2 separate regions of the Homo sapiens genome follow, and region 1 is linked to region 2. Evidence: chromatin loops called from intact Hi-C (ENCODE). Cell type or tissue: gastrocnemius medialis. All regions are shown on one strand. Each heading gives the region's core, and the rest is flanking DNA. Links, peaks and the distances in the headings are about the cores only. Region 1 overlaps LIFR (LIF receptor subunit alpha). Region 2 overlaps EGFLAM (EGF like, fibronectin type III and laminin G domains).

The links. Peaks named below come from ENCODE experiments on the same cell type or tissue, not always from the same donor. Only the 100,000 strongest peaks of a DNase experiment are listed, where the experiment ranks them.
Region 1: a loop joins it to region 2, with 2.9 times the contacts of the local background. A loop is called at or near these places in 7 of 110 quality-filtered maps.

What each region holds. Positions count from the first base shown.
Region 1 is chr5:38,490,041-38,494,040 of GRCh38, reverse strand. LIFR (LIF receptor subunit alpha) reads left to right here. Exons shown (of 20, transcript NM_001127671.2): 14 at 256-435; 15 at 3,750-3,851. Among named protein-coding and RNA genes, the nearest start is that of EGFLAM-AS5, 24 kb to the right of the region's middle. In gastrocnemius medialis, for the core only: no CTCF peak of the experiment used is centred there; no DNase peak of the experiment used is centred there.
Region 2 is chr5:38,437,356-38,446,835 of GRCh38, reverse strand. It overlaps EGFLAM (EGF like, fibronectin type III and laminin G domains), which reads right to left. Exons shown (of 22, transcript NM_152403.4): 17 at 8,381-8,561. All of the region lies in intron 1 of EGFLAM-AS5 (EGFLAM antisense RNA 5), which reads left to right. LOC124900965 (a long non-coding RNA gene) reads left to right here and starts at 590. Exons shown (of 2, transcript XR_007058738.1): 1 at 590-763; 2 at 1,239-1,756. RefSeq lists a silencer at 4,784-4,833. In gastrocnemius medialis, for the core only: CTCF peaks have their summits at 4,737 and 4,936 (motif pointing left); a DNase peak (open chromatin) is centred at 4,905; H3K27ac peaks cover 564 bases.

The DNA of each region.
Region 1 (4,000 bases), core at 1-4,000, 50 kb before region 2:
GATCCTAGGCGCTTTTTAAAAACGACTTTCTTTGAGCTGCTGTGTTAATCTATGTATACAGGTAAGTGCTACAGTTGTTAAAATGAAAATAACAGAGCAACACTTCTAATCTTTGCTCTAGGTTTATCTAGTTTGAGCACTATTTTATAATTTCTTCACAATGAAGTGATTTTTCTAACTCATGTCCATTTTTATGAGATTTGCCTTATATTATTGTTTTTAATGCCAGTAAAATATCCTCCTTTCTTATTGAAGATGATCTCAAAATAGAACAAGTTGTTGGGATGGGAAAGGGGATTCTCCTCACCTGGCATTACGACCCCAACATGACTTGCGACTACGTCATTAAGTGGTGTAACTCGTCTCGGTCGGAACCATGCCTTATGGACTGGAGAAAAGTTCCCTCAAACAGCACTGAAACTGTAATAGAATCTGGTAAGATGAATTAGTGTCTCTCAATTAAGTTCTACAAAATATTTTTAAAAGGCAACACGTAAGACTGGGTGCAGTGAAGTGATTCTCTTTACTGCTGGATGGGTATAAATAGGTTTGACTTTCCTGGGAGGGTAGTTGTGGCAGCACATGGAAGGATCCAAACCCTTTGATCTGGTAATTACTGGTCTAGAAATTTATTCTTAGAAATAATCAGAGAACAACACAGATTTAATCTAAGAATGTTCATGACAGTATTATTGATAATTGTGAAAAATTAAAAACCCAAATAGCAAATAAGGGAATGAGTAAATGATGGTACACCTATAAAATGGAATGTTAAGTAACATTAAAAATTATGTGGAAAATTAAATAAATGTTCATGAAAAAAAAAAACTACGGAACTGTAGCCTGGTCTCACACAAGGGCCTTTGCCTTGTTTGCCCAGGGTCCAGGTTACCAAGGTTAGGGAGAGACTGAGCACAAAGACCGTGAACCCCTTACCACTTAACCCTGATGCAGGGCAAGGGGGCATCGGCTGGACTGAGCGCAGTGTGGGTGGGAGGCCTTGCGTTCCATGAGCCTGATGCTCAGGAGCTTGTGAGCTGCCGGTGAGTGTCCCTCTATGGGATGCAGCCTGAGAAGTTTTTCCACAGAGGAGTGTTTAATAACCTACAGGCTAATCCAGCCTTGTCCTTAGGAATTAGAGCCCTCTCTGCAATATCATCGTTGTTTTCCTGGCACAATGGGAGTGTATCCTGCCTGTCCCCATGGGATTTCTGGACCCTGTAGCTTGTCAGTAGTGATGCTTCGTGATCATTCCTGTCTCCTGCCTCCCTCGCGTGTTAGGGAAGTGCAGAAGAGCAAGCAGCCTGCTCCTTACCTCTCTCTCAGGGAACACTTTCTACTTGCTTACTGTTTCTCTCTCAGATGATGAGGATGGGTCCCATTCATTGGATTATCATGTATGAGTTCAGATTATTTTCCAGTTCTACTTGGAATACAGCCAAACTCCTCCACATGTATAATTGGCTGAAGTGGTAATGATCTTCCTGAGTTGTTCCCTTTATCCTTCCTTACAGTGCACTGTACTTATCAAGGACCCAGCCACATGCTACCCTTCTTTTCCTGCACCTTCCCTTCCATCCCCTCCCATGTTGCTGAATGAGCCTTACACGATTCCAGTCTGTCCTTTCTCACCTGAGCTTTTAGAATAATCAGGATGGACTGGGATAGGCTGGAGTGGATATAAATGGAGTATCTACCCATTTAAGTTTTAGCTGAGACCTGCAGGATATGGGGAAGCTGCCCCGCGATGATTGTGGGAAGAGAACTTTCTGTGCCAACTCAATTGAACAAAGACACAAAGCTTGAGAAAACAAAAACTCAGAGAAGTTAGGTGCCTTTTCCAAGGTCACAAAATTAGTATGTGATAGAACCCAGGTTCAAATTCAGAGTTATTCAGAGCTTCAAGAGGCTGGGAATATTGTCTTTTATTTACTGCTGAGCTTCTGGAACAGCAAGTGGCACATAGTAGGCACACCTTTTATTCCTCTCTCATCCTGTTCTCTACTCATTAAGCTGTCCACTCTCTTTTTTGACCTTAGCACATTCCTAATGCTCTAACCTTCTCAGCCTCTTTTTTTAAAGTGTCAGAGCCCTATAAAATATTGTTAATAAATAATTTTAACATAAAAAGAGGTACAGATTTACAGATGTACATGCAGTATAAAATGATAACCTCAAGCATACCTTTCTCCAAAGAAAAATGTTACAAAACTAAACACAGTTGGCTGAGCTTGAGTTGCATTACTGCATACTTAGGACGTGCCAGCACATAACAAACGTTTAAGGAAAGTGATTACAAGAAGAAAAGTTAATATTTTAGACAAGTTGATTCAGTTTTTCTTGGGTTGTATGATGTTAGAAGTTGACTACTGTCTCAAATTGGAGCCTGTAGGCCACTGGTGTTTTATAGGCACTTGATTGGAGAACTAATGCTTTAACCACACCAGAATAATTGCATTCTGCAAATTAAATGCAATGCCATATGCTGCCAATCCCCCCTGCGTGTCCCCCGGCATTATCTTCTTTCTCGACCACCACTGATGAGCATCTAATTGCCCTTCAAGGCCTTATTCAGATGGCCCTTATTGTAGCTGTTTCTGATCTTTTTAGACTCATTTGGCCCCTCACTTAAGATTCCATGGCATCTGATACATACCTCTAATATAACACACTGTTATGGTTACCCTTGTTCGTCTGTCTTCCCCACCACTCTGCAAGTGTCTCCATGCTTGACGTTTTGTGCATGTCTGTGTTGCTCACATTGTACACATTGCATTGTATTCAGGAGACATTTAAAAGCAGCCTTTTGAATTTAAGTTAAGGTACTTCAATTGGAAGTACCTCTATGTCCTGTGGAGTTAATTCAAAGTATTTCTATATCTTGTGGAGTTAACTCACCCAAGGACACTTAATGGTGATGTTATAAAGAGGAATAAACTCTAAGACCTAATTCCTTTAACACTGAAGCTTCAAGGCAGAGTGCAACTTTTAATTCTGCTTCTTGGAACAAGAGGAGAGAGCAGTGGGTTTGTTTGCTTTTTCCAACTCAGAAATAACACTAGGTAAGGAAGGGATTTATAGAGGCATGATGTGGACCTCGAATGAATGGCTTAGTGAACTGACCCAGGAAGTTGATGTAGACTTACATTTTGTTCATTAAAATCAAGCAGTTGCCAGCACTTTGGGAGGCCAAGGTGGGTGGGTCACGAGGTCAGGAGTTTGAGACCAACCTGGCCAAGATGGTGAAACCCTTTCTCTACTAAAAATACAAAAATTAGCCAGGTGCGGTGGCGGGCACCTGTAATCCCAGCTACTTGGGAGGCTGAGGCAGGAGAATCACTTGAACCCGGGAGGCGGAAGTTGCAGTGAGCTAAGATCATGACCCTGCACTCCAGCCTGGGCGACAAAGCAAGACTCCGTCAAAGAAAAAAAAAAAAAAATCAAGCAATGATGATTTCTTCCTGGAAAAAGGAACAAAATGTAAGCCTTAAATCATCGTTGTTCTCTTCAATGCAATCCCATCTTATATTACTAAACTTTTTGTTAAAATAGAAGTAAATTTAATTTTTGTTTAGTCAATTTTCTTTTGAATATTTACTAGTCTTTAAAATATATATGTATTTTTTAATAAGAAAACATCTTTAAAATTAGCTTTGGAAATTTTAGAGTATGTTATGAACTTGATGTTTCTAAAATAGATATTCATAGTAATATATTTATGAAAGTTTGCTGATATGTTCATCCTATAGATGAGTTTCGACCAGGTATAAGATATAATTTTTTCCTGTATGGATGCAGAAATCAAGGATATCAATTATTACGCTCCATGATTGGATATATAGAAGAATTGGGTAAGTTAAATGGGTACTTATTTATAAGAGCTCAAGGCAACATGAGAAATTATAAATTGGCAACAATGGTATGATTGAATTCTAAAAATAAGATGTATAATTGAAGGAAGGTAAAATAATTTGATAAATTAAAAAGTATTTGATTACTA
Region 2 (9,480 bases), core at 2,480-6,479:
AAGCCTATGACAATGGGCCCCCAAGTACAAGTCCCTATGTTGGCAGCTTCCCAGAGCCTTTCATAAAAACTAAAAAAGAAAGGAAGAGAGGAAAGAAAACAAGAAAAGCAAAGGACGAAACAGAAAATTTAAAAGACAATTTTGGAGGTAACTACCCAAGAAATTGCTCTGTGGTTCTCTGAAGCAGCACAGCCCTGGAAGAGGGCCTGAGGCTGCAAGGACCTAGCAGGGCCGGAGATGAAGGCTCTTGTCACTTAGTTTGGGGCTGCACCCCCAGCCACTCCCTTCTGACTAAGGGAGGTAGGAGGAAGAGGAGACGAGGAAGGGAAACAGGGAGGAAAAAAGAGTTGGGGGGCAAAATGGCAAGAGGACGGGAAAGGAGCCGAGTAGGAAAACGGGTGGCATGAATGAGAAAGAAGGGACGCTGCAGCAAGAAGAGGAGGAAAGAAAGTGCCGAGGAAGACAACCGGGAGAGAAGGCAGCCACCGGGCAAGGAAGGACGGGAAACAGAAAAGGAAAGAAGGCGGCGCCGGAAAAGGAGGGGAGGGAATAGACCCAGAGGAATAGACAGAAAGGCCAGGGAGAAGGAGGATACAGCGGCAGGGAACTGCAAAAATGGAGGAGGTGGAAGGAAGCTCTCAGCCGGGGCAGCCGGCCCCTCGTTTCAGGACACCATGGCTGGGAAGGGAGAAGGAGGAGAGAAGATCCAAGCTGAGCGGTGGGGGAGGCCTTCCCGGAGCTAAACGGAACCAAGGAGTCCCTGGTGGGTTTGGCTCACCCCCACGGGGGAGAGGTACCGCCAGGGCCTGTCCCTGCTGTTGTTGGCCCGTGGCGGTGGGCCTGTGGCCAACAGCCATCTTTCCCCTGAACTCCTTGCAAGGGTTGGGACGTGCCTGCCACACATCGGCTCTGCACATGAGCTTCCGAGGGGGTCTGTGGGCGCCCCCAGCAGCTGCCGGCTCAGCCCCCAGCTCAGGAGAGAAGTGTCCTCTGGCTGGCCGGCGGGGAGGCTTCCCACCACGCGTAGGCATGTCCCAGCTCCCACACCACTCACCCCGGGTCCCCCTGCATGCGGTTGGCCTGCCCCAGCCCAGAGCGCTCTCGCAGTTTCTCACAGGACTTACTGTACTTACTATTGAGGCAGTAGTTCCCACACTCTGCCCGGTGCCAGCATGAAAGAGAACAGGGAGAGTCAGCCTTTCACAGTCCTTGTCAAATCCCAATTACTCTGGTTGCAGATCACTTGAAGCCAGCCTTGTTTCTCTCACAAAGCTCTGCCCGAGAGTCCAGAACGTCCTCTTAGGGAATGTGAATATGAGCCCCGCGGGGAACCACTGGAAATCTCTCCTCAGCATGATTGGCACCCAGCCACCCGCCTCCTCACCTCTTCTCGGCTTATTGAAGGTGGGCGTGGCGGTGGACCAAGAAGATGTTTAGAATCAGCTGTCTGACACTTCTGAGGCTCCCTCACCTTCAACTGACAATCTGCATTTCTTTTAAATCTAGAGAAACAGCTCCTTGCTCAAGAGTTACTTACCTTGTCAATGATTATTACTTTTCTTGGCTGTAGGCTGCATGTGAAAAAGGAATGATAAGCCAGCTAGCTGCCTCTTCTCTCTCCCTAGTGGAAAATATCGCCCTCATTCCCACGCCACCCCCCATTGCAAGATTCCAGACCCCTGGTTATTTTCTGATTAACAAAGGCAGAGGCACCCTCGAGAAATAACACCACTGAATAAAAAATAGTCAAACTATGCTTCATTTAAGTGAGTATATATAGGGACAAATAATCACATCCAAAATCATCAGAGCTTGAAGTGACCACTGAGCCCTTTCTGGCTCTTTGTAGTTGGTTTAAATGTTGTAAACATTACTATTATTATTATTTTTTGAGACAGAGTCTTGCTCTGTTGCCCAGGCTGGAGTGCAGTGGCGCGATCTCGGCTCACTGCAACCTCTGCCTCCAGGGTTCTAGCGATTCTCCTGCCTCAGCCTCCTGAGTAGCTGGGACTATAGGCATGTGCCATCATGCCTGGCTAATTTTTGTATTTTTAGTAGAGTTGGGGTTTCGCCATGTTGGCCAGGCTGGTCTCGACCTCCTGACCTCAGGTGATCCACCTGCCTGGGCCTCCCAAAGCGCCTGGATTACAGGTGTGAGCCACTGCGCCTGGCCAACATGATTATATTTTAACCTAACCCTATACCTAATTTTTTTGCTTTTATTTTATTGAAAAAAATTTAATTGACACATAATAATTTTACATATTTATGGGGTACATAGTGATGTTTTGATACATATATAGTAATCAGATCAGGGTAATTAGCATATCCATCCCATCTCAAAATGTATCATTTCTTTGTGCTGGGAACAGTCAAATGTCCTCCTGCCAGTTATTTGAAACTATATATTATTGTTAACTATAGTCATCCTATAGTGCTGTGGAACACCAGAATTTATTTCTCCTATCTCCCTGTAATTTTGTATCCTTTAACAAATCTCTTCCTATTCCCCACTTCTCTCTACCATTTCCAGTATACCTAATTTTTTCTACATTGCCTTTTTTCTGTGGCAATGGCCTCACTGATTAGTTGAAATGTGTTTTTTTCATTTTCTTACATTTATATCTAAAAGCTTGTGCCATATGGTGACACACACAGAAAAACACCCCAGTGGACAGCAGCCTCCAAGCCAGAAGCCCTGCAGTCCAGGCAAAGCAAATTTTCCATTTGAGGAGCTTGGAATTCCCAATAGACTATAAAGAGTTGGTCAGGTGTGGTGGTTCACACCTGTAATCCCAGCCCTTTGGGAGGTCCAGGCGGGTGGATCACCTGAGGTCAGGAGTTCAAGACCAGCCTGGCCAACATGGGGAAACCCTGTCTCTACTAAAAATACAAAAATTAGCCAGGCATGGTAGGGCATGCCTGTAATCTCAGCTACTCATGAGGCTGAGGCAGAAGAATAGTTTGAACCTGGGAGGCGGAGGCTGCAGTGAGCCAAGATCACGCCACTGCACTCCAGCCTGGGGTGACAGAGTTAGACTCCATCTCAAAAAAAAAAAAAAAAAAGAGTTGAAGGGACCACGGTTTCTTTCCCACGTTCACGGGACCTTAGCAAAGCAAAGGGCCCTGTGGGCATGGAAGGCTAACTTCCCCAACAACCAGGGCTCCTCTCAGCAGCATCCTTGATGGATGCCCATCCTGCCGGAGCAAACACTTCCCACAATGAGCAGCTCACTCTTCCACAAGGTGGCACGCTCCCGTGCTGGACCATTCTACTAGGTACAGAGATCTTTATTATAGTATGCTGACGGTAGCCACAAAGGAAAAACAAACAAAACCTTTCCCTAAACTAGCAGCCCTTCAACTATCTAAAGAGCAACATCTATACTAAACACCCCCAGATCTCCCATTCTGGGGGTGTTTAATGATATACCATCCACAGAAAAGAAATCCCCTTGAATTTGGCTCATGTAGTTGGTTTAAATGTTTTCTAAAGGAAGTTATCCTTCGCATTTTAGTGCATAAATACATCAAAGCATGACTCTAATCATCTTATATTTTTTATTTTTTGAGACAGAGTCTCGCTCTGTCACCCAGGCTGGAGTGCAGTGGCACGATCTCGGCTTACTGCAAATTCTGCCTCCCGGGTTTAAGTGATTCTCCTGCCTCAGCCTCCCAAGTAGCTGGGATTACAGGCATGCACCACCACACCTGGCTAATTTTTGCATTTTTAGTAGAGATGGGGTTTCACCATGTTGCCCAGGCTAGTCCCAAACTCCTGACTTGAGGTCATCCGCCCGCCTCAGCCTCCCAAAGGGCTGGGATTACAGGCATGAGCCACTGCGCCTGGCCTGACTCTAATCATCTTAAAAGTATATATTGTTATGCGATATCAGGGCGTCTGAATGTTTGGTTGTCCTAGGGTTTGTCTTTGCAGACATTACTAAGCTGCTTCTTTAGCCATAGACATCTTATATGACCATGTGACTGACAAGGAATGTACCTTGCTAGTTTTAAGATGGAGTTGATTTTTTTTTTAATGTTGTCACCCTGGCTCTCCTATGCTCCTGGTTCCCTAACAAAGGTGCAGGAATCTTGGCAACCATCTTAGAATTGTGCTATTACAAGTTCCAATTACTAAAAGAGAAAATGACCAGAATGAGGGACTGGGAACAGCCAACATGGTCATTAGCTGAAGGACTGCAGCGAAAAGAGTCTGGGTATTTGTTTAATGTGTATGTTTGCATGTTTCACTCTTTAATTCATCTGTAAGATAAACGCAATTGAAATTTTTTTCCTATATAACAACCGAATTACTTGTGTAACAATAATTAAATAACCTCTCTTTTCCAATTAATTTGAAATGACTTATTTTTAATATATTAAACATATTTTAATATATTAAATTAAAAATATTAAAATAATTAATATATTAAAATTTCATATTTAGTATTAAATATTAACATATTATGTTAATATAATTTAATATTTTAAATCAAATAATATATTGATATTAAATATAAAAATTTAGTATATTAATTTTTAATATAATAAATGACATAACATTTAATATATTAAATTATATTAAAGAGAAATTCCCTTTAGCATGCATAATTTATGTGTTTTATTAATTTGTGGTTTTATATACAGAGTTTTCTTATATTTACAGAAGCTTTTTTTATATATATACACTGGGACCTAAAACAAACAAACAAAATCACCCAAATCAGACCCTGGAACATGATGTGACTCAAGTAAACACAACATAAATGCCCTAAATGTTGCATGTGTGGTAGGTCAGTATTAATCAGGCAGCACTGGTTACTTGAGGACTGTGCGCCCCTGATGAGTACAGGCGCTAGGCCTAGCTTTGTCTCAACAGCTATTGGCTCTGTCTTATGCGGGGCCACCTGCTACAGAGAAACACCGCCATCTAGTGGCCTGTGGAATCCTGCACAGTCTGAATTGAAGCTGTTCTAGAAACACAGGGAAGGGAAGCAAGGGCCAAAGCTTAGTTTCCCAGGTGACTTGTCCACTATAGACTGGGAGAACCCAGAGAAAACATCTGTGTCCTGTACTCACCTCTTAGACGCTCAGAGCATAGCAAAGGCTCTGAGAAATTCTGCAGAAGAGAGAGAATTGTCTGTTTACTCAGGATTATCCAAATGTATTTCACCATAGAAGCCTCCTCCCATTTCGTGTACGTGAATGCGTGTGTGTGTGTGTGTGTGTGTGTGTGTGTACAAAGCAGCGATTCATATTCCTCAGAACTTAGTTTTTTACATGAGCTTTGTGAAATTCTTCTAGAACATTTTAGTAACTTACTTAGATACACAAGCTCTGAGGAACTGGGACACAGGATGGGTCCACTGGATGCAAGTAAAGAAAAAAGGAAAGAAATCTCTAAGTATGGAAGTAATTTTTGATGGGGAAGGCCTTGTTGAGAAAAAAGGGGGCCTAGGTATTGGGGTAGTGCATGGGGTGGAGAAGATGCCTGAAACTGAAACCACCAAATGGAAGGCAAGGGGACCCCCAAGGTCAAACCTTATGTTTTTTTCTTGGCACCTGAAGTCACAGCTGGGAGTAAGAAGAACCTCTGGCTTCTCCTGTCCTGGTGGGTCTTGCAGGTGGGACAGACAGGTTTGAGTTTCTGCAGTGGCCACTGCTACAGGAAGCCTGTGGCATCCCAAGAGCATCTCAGATGCTCAGTGGGAGCTCAGTGCACCCCTTGGTCTGGGTCAGGCTCTCTTGCTCCTGCCCCCAACCCCACAGGGAAAAGCGGGGGCCCTGAAACCACCATGTAGTCCAAGTGCCTGGAACTGCTCCAGGATTTGTCTGAGTTTCTGGCCCCTGCTCTCCTGGGTTACCAAGAGGTGGGAACAAGTGTCAAATTGTCCAACTACGGCCCTTGTGGAACTCACTTGCCACACTCTCTGATGAGGCTGAAAAAGACCCAGACTCACTGACGATCCAGAAAACAAAATTCCTCATAAAGAAGGTGCCCTTTGGTATGGATTGGATGAGCCCTGGTGCTGGTTATTTCTATACCATTTTGCTTCATGTAAAAGGACTGGTTTAACTTCTGTAGGAATACTGGGAACAGGCTCTTGTTTTGAAACATGGTTTGATTATGAGGCAGAAAAAAACCCCAACTTTTAAATATATGAGGCTAAAAATCACCTTGCTGGATGAGACAGGATTCTTTCTGACAACCAAGGATGGCTTCTCACCATTCTTGGTCTTTCAAACCAAGGATTTACGCAAACTTTCTATGTATTCTCTTGCATCTCTATGGAACAACATAATCGCCCATCTCTTTTCCTTTTCTTTCCAATCTTTACAATGGGACTAAATGTTTTCCCCAATATTAGAGCAGTCGGCATGGCAACTGCCCACAATTGGTACCTGCTGGAGCTGGAAAAATTGTTGCAGAGCCCCATTAATCCTCTCCAGTCATTATGATGGAAAGGAAATTATGGGATAGGGGCCATACCTCTGATATATGAACCTTCCCAGGATTTGGAAAGGTTGCCATCTTCCCAGAAGCAGTATCTTGATTTCAAAACACAATCTGATACTAATTCAACATGGAGGGTGGCTGCTGGCTCATCTGGGTTCCAATCTTGGTTCTAGACTGCTTTGCAGGAAAAGAGTCCCCAATGTCCTGCAGTTCCCTCTGCCGTCATCCATTCCCACAGATCTTGCCAGATCCAGGTGCTCACTGGGATCTGCCCCAACATTCTGGTAAGATTTGCTTCTCATTGAACCTGAACCTATAGTTACAAAGCTATAAATGTGAGCACTTTATCCCTGTTACGACTAATGTTCTGCAGCAGGAAATGAGGGCTAACAAGATCACACATTATCCTTTCTTTCTCCCTTTAATTTCCAGTGCTAAATGTTCATCTAAGTCCGGGATTTACATATTGACCATTAATGTTAGATATACGGCAAGCACAAATTGGATGCTCCTGTGGTAAAATTGGAGACTTAGTAAATTCAAACATTGATGTGTGAAATCCAAACCCAATTTTCTGAATGAATGAGCCACTCTTCAGCTAAATCTCTGTAAGTACAACCTATTAGCTAAACAGCAATTTGCTTGTTAGGATTCTAATCAGGATAATTCACAAATGAATCAATTACCCTCCCTTGTTAAAAATACAAGGAAGATTTGCCATGTAGATTTCAAATTCATTTAAACATAAGAAATACTACTAAGGCTTCCAACTGGCAAATTGGCATCTTTCATATTTTCCAAGACTGCTGCAAAATGACAAAATGACTTCTCCTACCATTCCATATACCAACATACCTACCTGTAATTTATAGTTTTCCTCTAAGCCCTAATTCTGATAAAAATCAACAACCTGGAAATAAGAAAGACAGTGCACATTCCTTCAGAGGCTCATTGCTTTATTTCTTCCAGGCTTGTTTTTTTTTTTTTTTAAGTTCCTGGGCAGGAAAGGCCACACTGAAACTGAAAAATGAAGGCCCAACATGATGGATATATGTGGGAAGCCTATTCTAGATACCAGGGCCGTGTCCTCAGCTTCCCATAAGCAGGTACAGAAAGCAAGTCCAGCAGGGTCTCATGGTCTATGACCTGCCTTGGCTTTCAGTCTAGGGTAAGATGGAAACTGAGTAGCCCACAGCACCTGCTAATGGATTTTATTTTTCTCCCCACGAATAATAATGACCAGTATTTGTTGGTTGCTTGAGTACTTACCAGGCCCTCTTCTAAATGTTCTGGATCCATTGTCTCATTTAGTCAATACTATAACCCTCTGTGTTAGACACACAATAATACTGCTATTATTATTCCCATTTTACAGTTGAGACAACTGAGGCACAGCAATTTGATAGCCTAAAAAATAGCACTATACAGAAGGTTATGCATACTTTAGTTTGGAGCAACTAATGTATAATTTGTGTTTTTGCATATTTGGGCAAGGTTTCTCTTATACAGCATGCACAGACAGGGGTTAAAATATTTATCAGTCTACAAAGCATAGGCATTCATCTATCAGGATAGGCTCTGGGAGTGGCTCAGATGCAAAAGTCCTGGAAACCCCTACTCTGTTATGGGTTAACTCTTGGGTTGCTAGACTATGAGGTGATTCTCAAGGAAGGAGCCAGGGCAGAGGGTGGGGAACCTATTTACTCACTGTTAGCAGAAGTATTTCAGCATTTAACTCTTATTAAGGAATTATGGTAGTTTATAAATAATCATCTAATAAGTTATTGAAATAATTGATCAAAATAACCACTATGGTTGTACCACTGTTACAACTCTTCCATTAAGAGTTGTGGTCCCCCAATTGGCTGTCCGTTCCTTCCACTCCCTCCAGGGAGCTGTGCCTCAGACCCCTGAGCGTACCTTTCTGGCAGTGAAGCCCCTCAAAGCCCAAGGGGCAGTCACAGTCATAGCCCTCCTTCCTGGGCCGGCAGCTGCCCCCATGGGCACAAGGGGCTCTCACACAGGGGTGGGCCGCATTCTCCACATTCACTCCGGAGGTGAAGTCATGCTTCACATGGATGGTTCGGTCATTCAGGATGATCTTGAGAGAGAAAAACATAAAGAAATTCAGGAATTAAGAAACATCTTTGTAGTCTTCTAAAGCTTCCCTTGGCAAATTAACCTGAGCTACACATAGGGAGATTGAAAAAAAATTTTTTTAAGTCCAGTTTCCACTTTTTTTTTTTTTTTTTTGGAGATGGAGTCTTTCTGTGTTGCCCAGGCTGGAGTGCAGTAGTGCAATCTTGGCTCACTGCAACTTCTGCCTCCTGGGTTCAAGCAATTCTCCTGCCTCAGCCTCCCAAGTAGCTGGAATTACAGGCACCCGCCACTACGCCCGGCTAATTTTTGTTTTTAGTAGAGATGGGGTTTCACCATGTTGGCCAGGCTGGTCTCGAACTCCTGACCTCAGGTGATCCGCCCACTTCAGCCTCCCAAAGTGCTGGGATTACAGGCGTGAGCCACCGCGCCAGGCCTAGTTTCTACTTTCATAGTCTTGTCATCTATGCAGGAGCTGAAGTGATCCCAAGTTGATCCACTTGGGAGAATCTGCGGAGTGACGCGCTCCTCTGGTTCCGGAAGACTGGCCACTCGGTTAGGTTGTAAAGAAGTCCCAAGAACTACAAAGTTCGGATTTCAACCCAGCTGCACATTAGAACCACCTGGCGGGCTCTTAAGAAATACTAATGCCCAGACCCGCCCAGACCCATTGAACCAGAATCTCTGAAGGTGAGACCAAGTCGTCAGTAACTTTAAAAAGTTTTTGAGAGTCACCTCAGAAGATGCAGCCCAGGCTGGGAGACACTGGTATATAAAGCAGAGTGGGGAGAGTGCAAAACACAGTGTTACGGAGGCGGAAGTCAAACAGGGCACCCTGGCTCCCGGTGGCTGTGGAATCCAGAGACACTTCCTAGTGTACTCCTTTATGTTTCCAACTAATGTTCTCAAGCAGTCTCCTAAAA